4 separate regions of the Homo sapiens genome follow, and regions 2, 3 and 4 are each linked to region 1. The links are chromatin loops, found by intact Hi-C in ENCODE. Cell type or tissue: mammary epithelial cell. All regions are shown on one strand.

What was found. Peaks named below come from ENCODE experiments on the same cell type or tissue, not always from the same donor. Only the 100,000 strongest peaks of a DNase experiment are listed, where the experiment ranks them.
Region 2: a loop joins it to region 1, with 8 times the contacts of the local background. A loop is called at or near these places in 17 of 110 quality-filtered maps.
Region 3: a loop joins it to region 1, with 9 times the contacts of the local background. A loop is called at or near these places in 13 of 110 quality-filtered maps.
Region 4: a loop joins it to region 1, with 4 times the contacts of the local background. A loop is called at or near these places in 12 of 110 quality-filtered maps.

Annotation. Positions count from the first base shown.
Region 1 is chr1:209,433,122-209,438,121 of GRCh38, reverse strand. No RefSeq gene overlaps it. Among named protein-coding and RNA genes, the nearest start is that of MIR205, 3.5 kb to the right of the region's middle. RefSeq lists enhancers at 2,755-3,352, 3,951-4,550, 4,551-5,000. In mammary epithelial cell, a CTCF peak has its summit at 2,247 (motif pointing right); DNase peaks (open chromatin) are centred at 2,281, 3,881, 4,271 and 4,661; H3K4me3 peaks cover 118 bases; H3K27ac peaks cover 2,759 bases.
Region 2 is chr1:209,200,613-209,205,612 of GRCh38, reverse strand. No RefSeq gene overlaps it. Among named protein-coding and RNA genes, the nearest start is that of LINC01696, 120 kb to the left of the region's middle. RefSeq lists an enhancer at 2,536-3,035. In mammary epithelial cell, a CTCF peak has its summit at 2,596 (motif pointing left); no DNase peak of the experiment used is centred here.
Region 3 is chr1:209,352,398-209,357,397 of GRCh38, reverse strand. No RefSeq gene overlaps it. Among named protein-coding and RNA genes, the nearest start is that of LINC01698, 17 kb to the left of the region's middle. In mammary epithelial cell, a CTCF peak has its summit at 2,894 (motif pointing right); DNase peaks (open chromatin) are centred at 1,807 and 2,927; H3K4me3 peaks cover 130 bases; H3K27ac peaks cover 2,069 bases.
Region 4 is chr1:209,362,947-209,367,946 of GRCh38, reverse strand. No RefSeq gene overlaps it. Among named protein-coding and RNA genes, the nearest start is that of LINC01698, 6.6 kb to the left of the region's middle. RefSeq lists an enhancer at 1,837-2,337. In mammary epithelial cell, no CTCF peak of the experiment used is centred here; a DNase peak (open chromatin) is centred at 3,016; H3K27ac peaks cover 4,268 bases.

The DNA of each region.
Region 1 (5,000 bases):
GTTATTAAAAGGGACACTTTCTTTGTTCAAGGCTTTCTTCCTTCTTAGAAGGCAGATGGTCACAGGGTAAGGTAATGAGACAAAAGGAACTCATTCCGTAAAATGTCTTAGTTTCTCCTTTGGCCTGCTTTTTGTCTATTTTCAGGTGAGGATCTCCCTCATGTTGGCAACTTTGCCAGGTGAGTGTTCTCCAGCCAAGAACTTCATACTTTAAAATTAGCTGGATACTTAAAGGAGGGAGTGGTAATATGAAGCCAGGTGTCCAAGGGGTCCAGGTGACATAACGGTCCCCAGTCTCATCTCTGAAAGGTCTTGGGGAGTGACCTCCAGTCTGGGGATGACACTCCTGGTGTCAGAGCTGCCTCAACTTTGGAAATTTCTTTGATGGAACCCACAGGATGGGGCTTCATCAAGAAGCTGCTTCTCCATTGCTAAGCTCAGTGCCCACGCCACAGCAACATGATTGCATCCTCCTCCCTGATCACTGGTTTGCTATTTCTTGCTTGATTTCTATTGATTCTTCTACTTTCTTATGTGCTCAGAATTTTCTTTTTGGCCAGGCACAGTGGCTCACACCTGTAATCCCAGCGCTTTGGGAGGCCAAGGCAGGCAGATCACCTGAGATCAGGAGTCCGAGACCAGCCTGGCCAACATGGCCAAACCCCATCTCTACTAAAAATACAAAAATTAGCCGGGCATGATGGTGTATGCCTGTAGTCCCAGCTACTTGGGAGGCTGAGACAGGAGAATCGCTTGAACCCAGGAGTAGGAGGTTGCCGTGAGCCGAGATCATGCCACTGTACTCCAGCCTGGATGACAGGGTGAGACTCCATCTCAAAAAAGAAAACAAAAAACAAAAACAAAACAAACAAACAAAAAACCAACTTTTTTTTTCTTTATTAGCTCTTCACCAGCTTCTTTCTCACCAGTACTTTTCACCTGCCTTCAGAAAAATAAAGTAAAAATTTGAAATGGCACTTACCCTGGAAAAATTGTTGTATCTTTCTCATTGATCTTATGACAATTTTAAAAAAGAAAACTCTCAAGGCTCCTACAGTATGATACATATACTAAATGTAAAGGTAAACAAAGCAATGAAAACTCTCCTAAAAGGAAGGTGATGGGAGGAGGAGATAATTGTGATAAAAGTTAAGGTTGGCCTGAAGGTGTGACTAAATGGCACAGTAAGTTTAATGCTGGATTTCTGGCAGCCAAAGGTGTGCCTATGCTTACTTATTCCAGCTGAGTGGGCACTAGACAAGCTTCTCGAAGATACTTTTACTTGATACTGAGATTACCATCATCAATAATATTTTTGAGTGCAAGAAATTTACTAGGCCTAGGCACTTGCTAACATGTTTGCATGCATTATCTTACCTAATTCTCATGCTATCATTAAGAGATCGGATAGAGTAGTAGCTCCAAGTGTGAACTCCAGAGTCAGGGAGCCCAGGTTGGATCTTAGCTTTGCCACTCGCAGGCTATGTGATCTTGGGCTGGTCCCTTACCCTCTCTCCTCCATAAAACAGAAATATCAGTCATACCTTAAAATGGCTGGAGACATTAAATGATTTAATATACACAAAGCATGCAGTGTCTGGCTCTTAGTAAGTACTTGCTATTATTATCATTATTTCTATTTGACAGATAAGGAAATTGGGTCTTAGAGAGGTTAAGTGGCTGGCCCAAAGTCCCACAGCCATATCAAATTGGCAGCAGATCTAATTTGATCCCCTCTTAACCACTTCACATGCTGACTCAGAAGCTTTGGGCTGCTCTTGGCAACCTCTTGGGTGCAAATAAGAAATTCCTCAGTATTCTCCTTGAGCAGTCAATGTTCCATTATCTTTGGTGAGAGTTTCTCGTCTATGGATTATCTTCAGGGAACTTCTTCCAGGTGTTTGGCTTGGTGAGTCCACTGGGATAGTGTCTATTTTCAATGCGACTTTAAGTAAAGTTTAAATAATGTGGGAATTGCATTAAACATTATAGTGTGTATTTGTTTATCTATGGATTCTATTTATTTATATTTATTCTGAGCCACCCATCTCTTCCCAAACACAATTGAAAATAGCAGAAATTTAAGTCAATTGCTACTACATTTAAAGTCCACTTCAATGTCACATCCCCTAGAAAGATGCCTTCCTTGTTTTTTCCCATGATCTCAGAATACACAGGTCTCTCTAGACCTGGGTAGTGACGTTGAGGTCCAATGTGGCTGTATTTCCCCCACTGCCCACCAGGTGTCCCACCGGTCCCTGCTATCTGACAGGCAGCAGGAAAAATGGCCATCTTCACCCCTCCAAAAGGTTCCCAGGATTTGAAGGCGGATGGTGGAGAGATTGTGGGGAGGAGGGAGGGAGGCTATGACGAGACTCCCAGATGCTGCTTCTTGTCCCCAGACAAAGAGAATTTTTCACATTATTTTTCTTTGATGTGTAGGTGTCTCTCCAGAAAGCCCAGCCAGTTCCCTGCAATTTAGGAAGCTTTTATTTCCACTAATGAACTGGTGTCTGGCCAGGGCTTTTCATCTCTGAGCTTGAGGTTGGGGCTGCTGTCTGCCTCCTGTTCCTTTTGCCTGAGAGACCCTGACAGCCTCCCTTCCCTCCTCGGCCTCTCCTTTTTCTTCCAGGGGCTGAGTGAAAAAGAGACAAGAAAGAGACTGCCCCTTCTGCCTTGTAAGTTTCCTCAAATATCCCCTGAATCAAGGGAGTACCAGCATGTGACTGTGGCACTAACTAGCCCTCTTGCCCACATTAACCTTATTTGTCCAGATTACTAGTGTTACTGTGGTAGAAATATTTCCTCTCTGCTCTTAGGTAAGACTGTCATTTGCTTCTCTTGCAGTGGGGAGTAAGGGAATTTGGATCCACTGACAAAAATTTAGTAAGTGGGGCATTTTAAATTTCAAAGTAAATCTGTCTCCCTTTGCAGTTCGTTGGCTCCTTGCCTGTCATCAGTACTTGCCTTTTTTTCCTCCCACTTTTCTTTTGGAGGATCACATACAAGTTGGGGAGGCTGCTCCAAAGCCACATGGTCTCTCAGATATTGCCAGCTGTACTGGGACTCTCTGGAGTCCCTTGTCCATCACCACAGGTCACCCCAGCAGAACCTGGGCATCTACCATAGACCTGAGGTGTCCAAATTGGGGCAGTGCTCCAAGCGGTCTGCAAACTGGTGCCCTGATTATAGGTTATTCTGTGATTGAAGTTTCACCTAGAGATCGGCTGAGAATGTGAATGGGATGTCTGCATTTAGCATCAGGTTTTGGAGCTTTGATGTGGGCTATTTCCTCCCGAAGGGCCTTGATAACAAAGACCACAGCACAGTCCTGTGGGAGTTTCTAGCTTCTGTACCCACTGCCTCATTATATGCATGGCTTTTAATATTTGGAGAGCCTTTGCCAATACACATTTTCTCGTGTACTGGGAAACTGGAGCCCGGATGCGATATATTATTGATAGGATTGTAATTTACTCCTCTTGGGTTGTATCTACAGTGTATACCATTAGCACAAAATATTAAATTACCAGTGGTTGTATATATTTGTCTATCCAGGTTTGGCTCAATGATATTTGCCTTTTGCCTCAATAAAAGATTGTGAATAATGAAAGCAGGGTAATATTATTTTGTTGTTGTTGTTGTTGCAAGGGAATTTTGATGAAACCATTTTCTCTGTGTTGTGTTTTTGGCGAGTCATGCTTTGCAATGAAGACATGAGACATAAAAGAGTGGGGGTTGGACATAGAAGATGGATGAGCAGCTTGCTCCAGCTCTGGGCACACACTGGCTTCCCTGGCAAGCTGCTCTGGGCCAGGCTTGGGGCTTTCTTTTTCTGCAAGAGGGAATAAGCAATCTGTGCTGCATTGGTGGGAGGAAGTGGGCAGTTCAGACCTTGGTGCCAGAAATACCAAGCCCTGTGCCTCTCTTGTGAAGATAGCATTTGCATGGGACTTTGGGTGTGGGGGAACCCAACAGCACATCAGGTAGAACCTTTTGTAGTCACAGCATTGTGCCCTGGCTAGTGTTTGACAGTCTACCCTCTGGTCACCATTGTTGGCCATTTTGGTTCCTGCCTCCACCTGGGCCAGGTGGCACATAAATACACAAGCACTTATCTCCTATAAAAAGATTCCAGGTCATAGGGCTCAAACCAAGCTGCAAATAAAAGTGCCACATCGTGTCTGTCGTGTGCTTTTTGTTCTGATCTCAGGGCTTGTTTCAGACCTTGAATGGGAGGTGTTTGCTGGTTAACTAGGAGTTTGCTGGACAAACAGCACCCCACAGTTGGATTTGCTACGCAATTTTTATGAGTAAACATGTTTTTAAAAAATGCCTGTGGCTTGGCTTCTTCATCCTTTTGTTGCCTGTGGGTCTTGGAATGAAGGGGTGGGGGTGACAGAAACTAGGTTTTAAATCTGTATTAACTTGACACAGAAAAATATTTTGGAGAAAGGTTTATTCCTTTTAGTTCCTGCTGGCAATCTGGGACCCTCAGGGGTCAAAAACCAGGGAAGGGTTGGGGGAAGGTGAAGAGACCTATCCCCCTCAGAGGTCACTGGCTGGGGGGCAGGGCTTGGCCATTCAAGTGATCGGTATCCATCTGCAAAGCTGGAATCTCCTTTAGAGTGAGCTCCTAAGAAAAACACCACTCAGCCAAGGAGAGCTATTGTATTTTGCTGCCTGGGGCACATTCTGGAGGTGAAAACCGGTTTTTCTGAAGACTTGTCAGGGCCAGGCTTTGTTCAGAATCTGCCAATTTAGCCAGACTGGCTCCTTAAAGGAGACCCCTTTACCTGAGGCAGGGGCCAATTATAAAAAAGGCTTGTGGATGGCATTCCCTTCATAACTGGGTTGGACTTCCTTCAGACTTAGGAACTTTCTCTTGTTCCACACCTTCTCCTTCCTTAAAAAGGAGAAACATGGAGTAACACACACACACACACACACACACACACACACACACACGCACACCCAATCACACTGAATTGTAAAGAGAA
Region 2 (5,000 bases), 230 kb after region 1:
CCTGTCCCAAACCTGAGCTCCAGCCTGGGTATTGTTACTTGCAATTAAAAGGACTCGGCTAACTGTAGCATATAAAGCAATTGACAGTAAGATCAACTGTTGTAAAACAGTTGTAAAACCAACTTTTACAACTCTTATTTTCAATATTCTTCAACAGAATTTATCATCGCTCAAAACAGGCTGAGCAATTTTCTGCTTTTGTACTACGTGTATGTCTTCTCTGCCCAGAATTCTACAGAATTTCTTTATCTCCTTCAGCCTTTTATAAGATGTCCCCTGTCCTCTGAAGCTGCCCCAGACACTCAGAACAGATGCATTTGTTCCCTTAGCACTTCGCTCAGTCCTTGTAGAACATGTTCTTCTGTACTGGGATGGCAGAATTGTCTTCAGCACACGATTAGGATCTTGTCAAGAGTGGGAGCCATGCCCTTGTCATCCTTGCTTCCGTAATGCCTGACACATTCTAAACACAGAGGAGAGTTTGTGCAATGAGTATGAGGCTTATGTCCAAAAGCAGGGAAAGGTCCTTGTGGCCAGTAATTCCCAAAGGGTTGGATGGTAATGTGGAGGTAGGGAGGGAGGATGTATCGCAGAAACAAAGTGAACACAGCCTAGTCAATATCTCCATCTGTTTTCCTTCTTTTTTAGCCCCATTTAACTTGCACCCCTTTGTTCAACACACACACACACACACACACACACACACACACACTTCTCGCCACTCCCCTCTCGTGGCCCTAGCCCCGACCCAGTATTTAGAAGTGGCTCACACCTCGGTGTCTTCTACGATATTACACTCAGAGTCTTCGCCAAGCTCTAGTCGCCAGAGGGAACCCTTCAAACTCAAAGGCAAAAGAGAAAATTTAAAAAAAGGTTAGGGAGAGAGAGGAAAGAGGTGAGACAGAAGTAATATCCAATTTCAACATTTTGTACTTTGCCATTTAAACTTCCAGAGGCAACAACGATACAATTTGTATGTTTTGTATCATGCCTGCTTCCTTGTGGGAGTTTCATAAATTGATGATAACACAGCACATTTCTTTTAAGTCCTTAGACATTCAGTCTTTATTGCTTTATAAAGTCTGCTTTGGGCACAGATGAAATGAAACTGGTGAGATTTTGCTCTGTCCATTCTGCAAGTTCCATCACAGAATTTGCACCTGCTATGCAACTTGCATTCTGAAATAGCAAGTCATGTTACCAGAGGTATCTGAGACTGGCACTGAGAGGCCTGGGACAGTGGGTGACCCAGGGAGACTGAACAGCATCATCTCAGTGGCCGGTTGGAGAGGAAGGGACTTGATTAAACATCAGTCTAAGGGAACAGCCATGGCTTTCTGTAGCCTCCACATGCAGTGAGGATTTTCGGAAAATTATGCAAAATTCATTTCCCTCCAGCCCTATAATAAAATATATGCAATGTGTAACTAGAGAGTTTCTAATGTGGAAGTCCTAACACTCACCTGCTCTATTTAATTATTGGAATACAATGTGGTTTTTTTCCACAGCTGAAGAGCTGCACTAATAGGAATATTACATTGATGGACAAACTCACTCTCCAAGCCAATACATTTTTTGCTTTTATGCTGATTTTATGAAATACAAACGTGTGCCATTTGTAGTTCACAACAGAAAACGATGAGCTCTGCAATGTATCACTATCTGCCTATGCAGAGTTGGCCTCTTAAATTCAGCCTGGGAGAAAAGCCTTCACAATTGTTAATAAAAGGAATCAGACCTTTTCAGAAAGAGTTATAAAACTGCGAGACAGATGAAAATAATCTCAGACAAGTGGATTTTCAATTCTCTTACCCTCAATCCCCCCAAATCCGCCCCCCCGCCACCACGCCACACACACACTCACATATACAGGATTCATTCCCTTCTTGAACGAATTAATTTATTCCAGAGTGCAAGGGTGACTTAACTCATGCTGGCTATATGCAAATGACAAGATGTAGCTGGTTCTTGTTTGTGAAAAAAGAACAAACCAGACCTCTATGATGTGGCATTACTAGACCAAATGAGGAGATGCTGTACCCGTCGTGCCCAGCCCAAAAGCTTTGGCCTTTCAGCTGCTGACCTCCCCATGGTGGTCCCAGAGACACTGAGCTGAAGTGATGCCTATCACTAGTTGAGTACCTTAAAATACTGCCATTGGTTCCAAGACCTTCTGTAGCAACTGTTTCCATATAAAGTGGATGCAAATGGATCAGCAGGACATTGTGTATGCATTGTTCATCAGTATAATGAAGTTGCATTATGGCTGGGCTTGGTGTGTATGTACATTCACTTGTCAAATAAGATCCTGCATGCAAAAGAGCTTTACCAACCCTACAGTGCTTTGTAAACTATAAAATGCCATAGACACAAGGATTTGCTATTATCAGAGTTGTGATTATGAATCCCTGAATGGCAGACATTACAGCAGGCAGTCCTGGGGTGCTCTCAGATGGAGCAAGTTGGGCTTGCAATCAGAAATGAGCTTGAGATTTACTGACTTTATTATAGGGAATAAATACTTGGAGACAGAGGGGGACCGTTTATGACTGTCGTTAATATCTTCCTTGGAAAATGCACATCGTGTTGCCTGCCACCTAGTGGCAGGAGAATAAATTTGCAATTCCCTTAAGTCCCTGAGAAAGGACTTACAGATCACTTACAGATCATTTCTGAGAAGGGCTGGCATTAGGAATGAGGAGCTGTGGGTGGAAGCCCACGGTGCAGTGAGTGAGTGAGACTGACTGTCATTGCTGCTTCTGCCAGCCCAGGGGCCTGACTTCAGGCCCCACCACAATTTTTTTTTTTTTTTTGGAGATGAAGTCTTGCTCTGTCGCCCAGGCTGGAGTGCAGTGATGTGATCTCGGCTCACTGCAACCTCCATCTCCAGGGTTCAAGTGATTCTCCTGCCTCAGCCTCCTGAGTAGCTGGGATTATAGGTGCGTGCCACCACGCCCAGCTAATTTTTGTATTTTTAGTAGAGACGAGGTTTCACCATGTTGGTCAGGCTGGTCTCGAACTCCTGACCTCGTGATCTGCCCACCTCGGCCTCCCAAAGTGCTGGGATTACATGCTTGAGCCACCGCGCCCGGCCAGGCCCCACCACAGTTTTAACCGGCATCTCCACTGTGTACATCTTGAGAGCCCTGTGGGCCGTTTAGACATTAAGTAAGAATAACAACAGAAATGATCTGGATGATGATTATAATATTAAGAAACATAAACAGTTATAGTCATAATACCAGATTGCTTCCCTGTTCCTTTTTGGGCTCTGATGAGTAAACAGACAAAGGACTGAAGAGGGAGAAGGAGGATGCCCAGGAGGTTGCAAACAGAATATAAAATCCTCCCCTCCCTTAACCCCTCACTCCGGGAGGTTGTGCTGAATGATAATCATACCTTTGGGGCACCTATAGCTTTTGAAGACAGGGGACCCACCTTCAGTGGTCTCAGTCCATCTTGACAAATATTTCACTTTAGGATGTCCTGTACTGCCAGTCTGGCACTGCCTTCTCTCCTGTATGGTAGACTCAGCACCTGCAGCATATCTGAGCTTCCCAGGAAGAGTTGGACAACCACTAATAAGAAATAAATATTTGGTCTTTCTCTCCTGTTCCTGGCAGAGAGCTTCTAAAACTCCTCAGTGATAAGGATAATAGGCACATCTTTTGTAATTCATAACAAGCCTCTTTCAACTATTCCTGAGTTTATGCTAATGAAATGACTATAGGTGGGCACCTAGATAGCTTCAGGATGGGGTGGATTTCCAGAGGAACCAACCATGTGATTAGAGATTTGGTTTTCAGCCCCATCCCTCAACCTCTAGGAGTGGAGGGGGGGATGGAGATTGAGCTCAATCACCAATAGCCAATAATTTAATCAATCATACCTACTTCATGGAACATCTGTGAAAGACCTAAATAATAATACTCTGAGAGCTTTCGAGTTGGTGAATACATCCACATACTGGGAGGGTGATGTGCCCCAACTCCTTGGGGGCAGAGAAACTCCTGTGCTCGGGACCCTCTGGACTTCACCCTATGTATCTCTTTATTTGGCTTTTCATTTGTATCCTTTATTCCTTTATAATAAACCAGTCAACGTAAGTAAATATTTCCCTCACTTTGTGAGCCATTCCAGCAAATTATCAAACTCTGCGTAGTTACTGTCTGACTTGAGTTGGGATGAAGGGCAACCAGTTGATGTCCAGATGCTTAGAGAATTGGATAGTGTCAGGAAAAAAAAAAAAAAAAAACACACAAATTTAGTGTCAGAAGCGTTGTAAGTAACAGCAGTTTACCATTGAAAGGCGACAACAACAACTGCAGATCTAGCATTTATTTAAATTTTTAAAAATCTTTTTAACTTAGTAATTTAAGGACAGTCAGCCCTCCATAGCCACAAGTTCTGCATCTGTGGATTCAACCAAACTTGGATCAAAAATATTTGTTTTAAACCCAATAAAATGATAATACTACAATTAAAAATAATACAAATTTAAAAATACAGTGTAACAGCTATTTACATAGCATTTATATTGCGTTATTATAAGTAACCTAGAAGTGATTTAAAGAATATGGGAGGTTGTGTGCAGATGCACCATTTTATTTGTTAGTTTATTTAAAGACAGGGTCTCACTCTGTTGCCCAGGCTGGAGTGCAGTGGTGTGATCATAGCTCACTGCAGCCTCAAACTCCTGGGCTTAAGCAATCCTCCCACCTCAGCCTTCTGAGTACCTAGGACCACAGGTGTGTGCCACCACACCTGGCTAATTTTTAATTTTTTGGTTGAGACTGGAGTCTTGCTATGTTGCCCAGGCTAGTCTCGAACTCCTGGAATCAAGTGATTCCTCCTGCCTCCACCTCCCAGAGTGCTAAGATTACAGGCATGAGCTACTGCACCTGTCTTACTGTGCTATTTTATTCCAGGGACTTGAGTGCTCAATCAGAATGTTGAAGTCACTGATAAGAGCTAGCATTTATTGAATACTTTCTATGTAC
Region 3 (5,000 bases), 81 kb after region 1:
ATTTGTGGCAATTTGTTACAGCAGCAGTAGAAAATGAGCACAACACGTTTCTCAGGCCTGTAAAATCACCGCCCTCTATCGGGCTCTGCTGGGTGGAGGAGGAGTAGGACATGGAAGAGCTTTTGGTTTAGGGACAATCTTTCTTAGGCCATAGTTAAAGTTGGGGAATGTGCACAATCAGCAGTAGGCTAAGAGATCCTCCTTATGAAGAATCACTACTCCGTAAAGTTGGTTTCGAGACTATTTTTAGTTGTTTAATTGTTTCCTTCTCTTTAAACTTGGGAATGCTAGGGATCTGTGCTTACCTTGCGCATTCCTATATCCCTTGAGTAGCACCAAGCCCAGGAGCTACTCAGCCCACAGTCACTTGCTTTTGAATAGAAGGATCAAATTCCAGGAGCTACAGTCTACTCTCTGAAGCTGACCTTCCACCTGATGCAGAAACTCAGGGCTAATTTTCTAGTTTTCTTCTCTCTTTTTGTGCAGCTGGTGTAGAGTTTAAAGAAATTGTGTTCTTTCCTTCACACTCAGATGGTTATTCCTTCTAGATTTCAGAAGCCTAGAATTGAGGTTTCAGCACTTGGACACCCACTCACCCACATTTAAAATCACAAAGAACCATGGCGCTGAAGTGGTAGTTTAATACTTGGTCTGTGGAGATATACACACAAGTCTCTGTAGGATCCTGTTTTCAAAAATTTCAAGAGTGCCATTGGCTGGTGTCTACAAAGAAGAGTTGCAGGATCTCAGAGCAGAACTGAGCCCTGACTCAAGTGTAAGAAAGAGGTTGTTCATCGTCTTCTAGGCTCAAGCGTCCCTAGAGTCCTTCGACTACCTCCTTTCACAAAAGTCTGGGATCCTTGGAGGCATTTCGAGAGGATAGAGTGGGGCTGGTTGTTTCAGTGTCTCTCCAAAGAATGTTGTCAGTTCCCTGTGGAATCCGCCAAGGCCCAAGGCCGTGTGGGGCTCCCAGTGGTGTCAGAAAGGAGTCAAATGCCTACTCCCAAACACAGCATCACTCACTCATCTTGGTTTAAATCTTAAAGGGATAGGAGAAGAAAGAACTTTCTTGCAGATGTGCTTCTTTACCACTGAAAGGAAGCAGCCTTCCTCAGAAAGTGACAACCTCCTTGTTGAAGAAGTAGAACTGAGGCAGGGTCTGAAAGAGCCTTGGGAAGAAGACTCTGGCTCTGGAGGGAGTTGGATTCTATTCTCTCCCAACTCTGAATCACATGACCCCATAATCCTTAGATATAAGCTGGGTCAAGCAGGCTTGCAGTAAACTGTGATCACAAATAGTTAATGGGGGAAACGGTCTCGGCCAGTGCAGTTGAAGATAAAATTAAAGAGCTTGAAGAACACATAATGGGAGGGAGGAAAAGAAAGACTAATTGGTAGAATAAAACCCTGCCCTAAATCTACAGAAATCTTAAATCCACAAAGGTGCAGGATTATAAAACCCATCCATAAGTAACAAGGTGATCCACATAGATTTCCTTCAGCTGTGCGAGAGAGCAGGCTGCTAGCTATGCCCGCTCTAGCTTCTTCCAACATGAATTTGCCGGTTCTTTTCCTGCTCCAGTTTGTCCTCATTTAAATGAAGCTGGTTATGTTTGCACCTCCTGGTTTTGCCTCTGTGCTCGTATACCAAGGAGTTGCCCGTCCCTGCTAAGCAGAGGCACAATCCAGGCGGGAGAAGCAGGGGATTAACATTTGCATGTTGTGTCTCTGTTCCAAGAGCTGTGCAAGGGGTTTCAGCATTTATGGTCTGATGTAATTAAAAGTCATTCTCCACACCCTCTTCTCTTCATTCCCTGGAGGGATTCAGGGAAGGAAGGACATGAAACTTGTCATTGGCTTCTTGCCTGTCAGCAGCTCACAGAGCTGTGGGAGGACAGGGGCCTTTTCTGGGAATTGCATTAGGCAGCACACCTGACCAGGAGTTTCTTGTTTTTGTTATTTTAAAATAAAATCTTGGGGCCGGGGACGGTGGCTCACACCTGTAATCCCAGCACTTTCAGAGGGTGAGGCAGGCAGATCACTTGAGGTCAGGAGTTGGAGAACAGCCTGATCAACATGGCGAAACCCCATCTTTACTAAAAATACAAAAATTAGTCGGGTGTGGTGGTGGTGCATGCCTTTAATCCCAGTTACTCAGGAAGCTGAGGCAGGAGAATCGCTTGAATCCGGGAGGCGGAGCTTGCAGTGAGCCGAGACTGTGCCACTGCACTCCAGCCTGGGTGACAGAGCGAGACTCCATCTCAAAAAAATAAAAATAAAATAAAATAAAAAACAATCTTGATACTAAGTTGTGATAGATCCTGGCCACAGTTTGCCTGTGACTCTTCTACATAAATTCAGCAGCCCAAGGCTGCAACTTTACATGGACATAACTAAAGACTAGTGCTTGTAGTGGACTGATCCCCAGAGGCAACCAGATGCAAATATCGCCAATGTTTTCTCTTCTATGGCCTTCCTCTGCTTTCCTGTCTACTTACTGTAGCGGCCAGTAAAGGCACCAAGCTTAGGGCCGAGGAGCTTTTCAAATATTTTTCTTAGGAAAATATGAAAAAGCCCTCCTCCCCACAACAACAACAAAAAACCCTCACATTGGCTCCATAATTCAAAAAGAAAACCAATGTTTAACTACTGTCTACAAAACATGCCAACTAACTCAAAAGCAACTCAACTCTTAGCTACATGTAAATTTATTTAGTGTGGGATGTGGGTGCATTTTAGTGTCTTTGAAGTAATGCAGGATGCGACCTCTAAAATAAGCTTGCCTGAGGCCCAGGAAAGCTTTGCAGCGTTCTTCTACGTGGCTTCTGGGAAGGCTCCAGCCCCTACAGAAGTAGTGAGGCCTTCAGCGGTTTCTCCTGCACCTGCTTCTGAACACTAGGTGGCAGCACGGAACTTCCTAAGTCTTCTCCAGAGGCTGAGTACAAACCTGAGCAATTCCACCTTAAGAAGGGCCATGCACAGAACCATGCAAAAAGTGCAGTAATTCTTGGACGTGGCTAATCTCTATAATTCACCAGATTGCAGATACAAGTGACAGCTGCAATAGGGGTGATGTTCTCTCATTCGCTGTGTCACCGGGATGCTATTTCGAATTTTCCCGAGATTAGAAAAAGGATTCCAATTGCCCCCAGGGCCTTGCCGTGTAATTTTTATCAGTCTTGATCTGTGAGTTCCCCTAGGCAGCGCGTGTGCCTGTATGTGTGTGTGCGCTCGCGCGCGCGTGCTCACACGTGTGTGAATAGGTCCTTGGTGAGATATGAGGCTCTTGTGGACCACACAGAAGTTGTTTCAGAGGATGAATTTCCAGATTCATCCCCAACTCCAAGACTCTTGCCTTCTCACTTGTTCATTCCTTCAGATTCAGTGGTGCAGCGCCAGCTTCATAGCCATACAATCTGTGCAGTTGTACGTTGCCTGGTGTTCAGCAGGTCCCTATCTTTGATTTCATATTCTGCTGTCACTGTCTTGAAATTCTTAATACTTCTTGAACAAGGAGTCCTTCATATTTACTTTGTACTGGGCTCCATATATGTTATATAGCTGGTCCTACTGTGGAAAATTATGGCCAGAGGTAAATTTCTCTCTAAGATGTGACTCTGTTCTTTCTCAGCATCATCTCAATGACTGGCTTGTCTTAGACTTGAGAATGGGAAAAACGTGGGCTTTTGGTCAGATGTACTTGGATGCAGGTTGGGAGCCTGCTACTTACTGCCTATGTGACCTAGAGCACATTTGTTAACCTCTGCAAGACCACCTCATCCTTTAGAAGAATACAATCGTCCTTTCCTCATAAGATGTGGTGAGTACGAAGTGCTAGGATCCATGCAAAATGCCTAGCACACAGTAGGTATTCAACAAACATTCCTTTATTTGCCCCCATCTCTCCTGGAAATCACCGTCAATTATTTCTACATTATCTCCCCTGTCCAGAGTACCCAGCCTTAGTTGGAGTTAAAGCTTGGTTTTATTTACAGTGAAGCAGGTTTAGGGCAAATGTTCAGTCTCTAACCCATCTCGCTGTGAGTTGAAAGCAGTTTCTTATTCTATTCAGGTCTCTGTGTTGAGCGAGATGCATGACCAAACTGTGGTTATGATTTCTGCACCACGGGAAAAACTGGCTTTACAGAGCTACCTACTGTTTGGGGAACCTCTAAAGAGAGCTTCTGATTGAAATGCCATCTTCAAGGAATTTCCCTTGTACTAATTAGCTTAATATGTTGCACTTGTATAATGTGTTTTTCTCCTAGGATCTGTGGATACTTGGCAAACAGCCATTAATCACATCCTCTTACCTTGATGTCAGATGACTGCAGTTGACACATTCATATCCCTGCCTGGATAGGGAGTTGGAGGGCCCTGGGTCTGAGGCCTGCCTCTGCTCACCATTTTTGTGTGGTCTTGAACAACTTTTCTGGACCTCAGTTACTTCATGTGTAAATTGAGGTTAATAAATTATATTTGGAAATTGATTCTATGGCTAAATTCTATGAAGATGAGATAGTCTCCAAATAGAACACTCTTTATAAAGTAGAAATAATTCCGCAATGCAAAGGATGACAATATTACATTTTGACAGTGAAGTTCAGGTTTAAATTCCAGTGCTATATTGAACATTATGCTTTTGTAGGCATTGAAATTTCCTCTTGCGAGGACTGGGATTGGATATCCAAGAGGCAAATGGAAAATTCCTTTGACCACTAAGATGTTAATTGGCTTTAAGATAATGTTCTGCAAACAGTCCATTTGCCCAACACTAACAAAAAATGAGTACACACCGGAGGCTTGATGAATTCTCACTGGGCCTTTTCAGGACATCCTTAGGTCCAAGTGACTCTGTGTCATCCCACCTATCTATTGATGAAGGTCAGGCAAACTAGGGTCACCACTTGTGACTTGAAGCATTGCCCTGTCTTCTCATCTTGACAGTAAGCTCCTTGAGGGAAAGTCGGGGGTAAAGTGGTATTTGCCATTACATACTG
Region 4 (5,000 bases), 70 kb after region 1:
CTGATTTTCCCTAGCGGCCTGGGCAGCCATTCTCCATCTGGTCATCTAGGCTTAAAGTCTAAGCATAGGAGAGAAAATCTGAGATAAAACAACAGCTGGAATAGAGAGTCTGGTCCCTCTGTTTCTCTATGACATTACTTCCTACCCCCAGCCGTGCCTTACAGAAGGTAGCAAATGGAGTAAGTCAGTCCAGAAGCTGGAGCTTTGGGTATCTCCTGTTCACCCACAGTGCTATCTTCTGCAGCAAGCCTGACTTTGTGATGACCTTTGCAATTTCTCCATTTGCATTTCCGCAGTGCCCCAGGTTTGCAATGACACGCTCCATTCCTCCAGAAGTTTTCATTCCTGTGGCGCCAAGGCTGGGGAACATCAGAGGGCCAGGCTGTTCTGTAACTAACGTAAATGTGTAATCTGCCTAAGCCTTGACTAATGCATTCCTTGCATTATTAAACACAGATTAAATATATATGGATATTTAAATGTAATGTGTTATTTTCCTAAATCTAGCTATGCTCGATGTTCCTTTGACTTATGCCTTTTCATTGCTCATAATTGTCTCAGGGATCATGAATTACAGGCAGAAAGGAGCTGGAGCTTCCTCAGCACCAAAGACTTTGCTATCCCATTACATTTGCCCAAGAGATGCAGCAGTAGTTCTCCCGCCCAGAAAATTACTGCTGGGTTTCTTCACAGGGGAATGTATTTTTTTTCCCTTCCTAGACAGAGCTTATTTCTCACCAATGATTCAAAGGCTAAGCCAGCCAGAGCCTGGCAGACTTTTCAGTTTGTTTCTATTCTACAGGAAGGCTTACGTCTGGGGCAAGTTACTGAATAAGAAATTCAGACAGAGTCTGTGCCTTCATGCTGGTGGTACCTTCACCCACTCTCCATCAGCTGTACAGACAGTCACTTGTCCTCTACGGGTGCTTGGAGAGCCCCAGTGAATTCTGAATGATTTCCTGTTTCAATCATGCAGTTAATTGGCAACATTTCTGCCCAATACCTCAGCCCAATGGCAGGGAAACCAAAACTATCCATGACAATGGTATGTTTGAAGCAAAGACAATCTAAAGCACTTCACATTTGCATGTCTCAGTTTCCCTTTCTCTAAGAGGCAGGGTGGAGGATTGATTCTGATTCTCTCCAAAGTTTTTGTAGTCTTTCCCATGGTTCTTTGTGCTTCTGAGGAACCAGAAGGGGCAATACAGTCAGATACCGTTCACCTAGCATCATTTGCCCTGCTACCATTAAAGTATGTTCTTCCTTGAGTCTTGGTTAAAGATTTTTCATCCATGTCAATCAGTCAATTGATCAGGAGGTGCTGCCTTTGTATCCTGTCTTTATCTGTATCAATATACTAGAATTTAAGCCACTGGTGTTCAGGAGCCAGCTCATACCACCTAGGAAGAGCTGACTATGCACATATCTTCCCATCTCCTCTCTCAGTGATACCTTCTTGGTTTCTAAAAATCAGCCACTGCGGGAATATTTACACCATGGAAATTGGCCAAAGCTAGAAAGCAGAACTTTTTTCCCTTGAAAAACTGATCGTTAAAATTTACCAGCACATCACTGCCATAAGCTCCCTGAGGGCACTGGTCAGTTCCTATAGCTCTCTTTGTGTATTATGAAACACATATTGGGGTGTATGGAAAGTTTTGTAGATGAATACAGAGGACACGTCAAGTCACAGATCTCTCCCAGTTCAACTGTAAATAAGTTACAATCTCCATTAAGTGCCACAGTCTTTCAAACATACCTGCTTTCTATAGTATTACACTTTTTTTTTTTTTTTTTTTTGTGAGATGGAGTCTCGCTCTGTCACCAGGCTGAAGTGCAGTAGTGAGATCTTGGCTCACTGCCACCTGTGACTCCCTGGTTCAAGCAATTCTCCTGCCTCAGCCTCCTGAGTAGCTGGGATTACAGGCACATGCCACCACGCCTGGCCAAATTTTGTATTTTTAGTAGAGATGGGGTTTCACCATGTTGGCCAGGATGGTCTCCATCTCCTGACCTGTGATCCACCTTGGCCTCCCAAAGTGCTGGGATTACAGGCATGAGCCACCGTGCCTGGCCTATAGCATTATACTCTTGATGTTATTTTTTTCTCACTGTGGGGACATGCTTGATCTTACCATCATCCATGCCTCTGTGAGTAGATTCTCCCTCTCCTAGGTGTGTTCATCAGAACTTGCTGAAGTAGGAATCAAAGGAGTTAAGACAGGAAACTCGTTTTCCATCTTCCCCTGGACCCAGGACAATTATTGATAATCTCCTTCTTCTAATAGGAGAGCAAGGTGACCTAAGGCTTGTATGGGAGGGAAGAAAGGAGCAGATGTTGGGATTTTGGATGAGGAAGAGCAATGCTTGGCTGGACTGATTTGAGCAGGCAGCCCACTTGTCAGCTGGACTCATGAAAACCCCCAAAAAGGAAGGGAAACAACTGCATTCAATGGTCACAATGTACAACATTTACTGTGTCTGTCATACAATCAGCAGCATATGGAATCTCATATATCTTGGGCCTCCTGACTTGGACATTCTTCATAATAGCTTGATTTTGGTTGTCTTCTGTAAATGCCTAGTATGGAGCTTGAAGCATTATAGGCCTTCAATAAGCACTTACTGAATTAGTGAAAAATTTTATTTGCCATCTACAGGTCTCAGGGTTTGGAAAACGAGTGTAGGTTGTGGTTGGAGAGTGGGGAAGGTGTCGAGGGGGCTTGTTCTTTTCCTGAACCCTGCTTTATTCTTTACACTGTAGTCAAAGTGGTTATCAGGCCCCTCAAAGGAAAGGAGGTAATTCTTAAGATGTGAAGGTGCAGGCACAGAAGAAAGGTTAAGGAAGGAGGGCCACCAGGCCTTTGTGCATTATCAGTTCCCACTTTAAGGAGCCTTTCAACAAAATGTCTCTGCAGCTCAGGTAAGCAGGGAGTTAAGGTCTGAGGAGAATGGAATTTTCCTTGTGGTCGTACAGACTTGTTTTAACCACAGGAATGAACACAAGATTCAACTTGTCCCCTCAGCTATTGTCTGGAACTCCTTTCCCTCCAGCCACCGGCAGCTGAGGTTTTAATGTGACATTTTTCTAAGTATTAGGATTGCTCTCTGGCCTTCTCTTTATAGCTTTTTTGCTTCCCTCCTCCCAGGCTCTCACCTCCCTATCCTTCAAATGCTTTCCAATAAGCAAGTGCTCTCCTCCTGTCTACCAGGCAGGGGAAGACATATGCGTTTATTTATTCTTTTTAAAAAGGTGTGTCTCCTCTCCTTCCTGAACCTTCATCCTGCAACTCCCCCTTGAAACCACAAAGTATTACCCTTACCCATTCCCAAATCCCAAAGCCTGGTGCAAAGATACCTGAAGGATGATAAGCTAACTTCATACGCTGTTTGAGCCATCCTAGCAAGGGTTTCAACAGCCTTATCAACACAACCAAAAATATGGGCATATTTTCTCTCAATTAGTTATTGGGCCCAAGCATAAAAGACCTTTTGAGCCTTAGTCAGAGGTCTTATTTTGTGAATTTTTGCTTTAGATTTTCTGGTCTCTGTGTGGCTTTCTCTAAGGTCTCTAACCAATCCCAGCCCATCTTCATCCATTTATCTTTAATGTAGAGGAGCTCAGAAAAAGTTACCCCCAAATTGATTGACAAATTGGGGTGGGAGGAGGTGATGGATTATTTTACGGATCCTCTCCCTTGATTGCCTTGATATTCCCGCTGCATTTTTGTCACCTTACTGCCTGGTTTCTGAGTTCTCTCTGTGTCCGAGGACGACAAATGGCAGTAGAAAGTCAGCATGCCTTGGAAACTCAAGCAACCCGAAGGCTCAGTGCTCACTTCTCCCTGCCAATATTGCAATGGAAAAGCCTTCCTGCAGACAATTTTTAAAATTTTCTTTTAAAGCAGCATTAGAGAGATTGAAACAGATTTCTTTCCAAGGCGTTACCCTTTGATGAGGTACAAAAAAGGTTAAACAAAAAGCCAAACTTTGGTTTCAAATGTAAGACACCTTTATTCTAATTATAATCATAATGATCTAATGTGTTTGGGATTTAATTATTTGGAATTAGAATAAAAAAAGACATCCTGTAATTACCATTGAACTCATCTTGAGGCATAAATCTAATAATTAAACACTTTCAGATTGTATTCAGTGAGTAATTAAAATAGAAAAAAAATACTGTGGATTCCTTTCTACCTCTGTAAGGAAGTTTCTCAAATTATCAATGGATTTCAGTGACAATATCTAGAAATTATTGTGTATAAAATATAATTATTAACAAAATTATAATTTCAGTTATTTACAGTCTTTTCCCTTGGCAGTCAGGATGTTTGAGCAGGTGAGAATTGACAGAGTTAGGAGTTGGATCTGAATGAAAAATATTTCCTTCCTGAAAGATAGCTCCCTGAACTCAAGTTTCATTTTTATTGTCAGCAAGGAAAGAGAAGTAGGTACTGTGCAATTTTTATGAGAACTGAGTTCTGTTCTCTGATCAGTTTTTGGCAAAAAATAGCAGCCCATATGCTTTCCCCTTTTGGAAGTGGAACATGGGAGTGAGGTTTGGCAGGAGCAGATGCTGTAGCATTCAAGGGAAAGGTCTTGGGAGACAGCGCGCTTCAGGGAATTTAGCTTTGTTCATGGGACTAGGCCCCAAATGTCAACAAACCCGATTCATCAGCTTGGGGTGGGGAAGGGGAGGAGCTGGCCGGTGTGGGGACAGTGTATGCTCAGGTGGCATATTCTCTTGGAGCTGAGGTGTACTCCTGCTGCTTCTTGCTCACCCCCATAGGGAACAGAAGTCAGGGTATTGGCATTGTTAGGCAGGCAGATCAGAAAGAGGAAAGGAATGAGGGCTTGGGCCAGTCTCATTCATCAGCTGCATGGTTTATCTAACCGAGTTTGAGTGGGTCAAGTTGTTTCTCCCCAGATATGCAAACCCCTTTGACATTCTACGACCATTAAGCCCTGCTGTAAAATGCTGCTTCCCTGGGAATAAG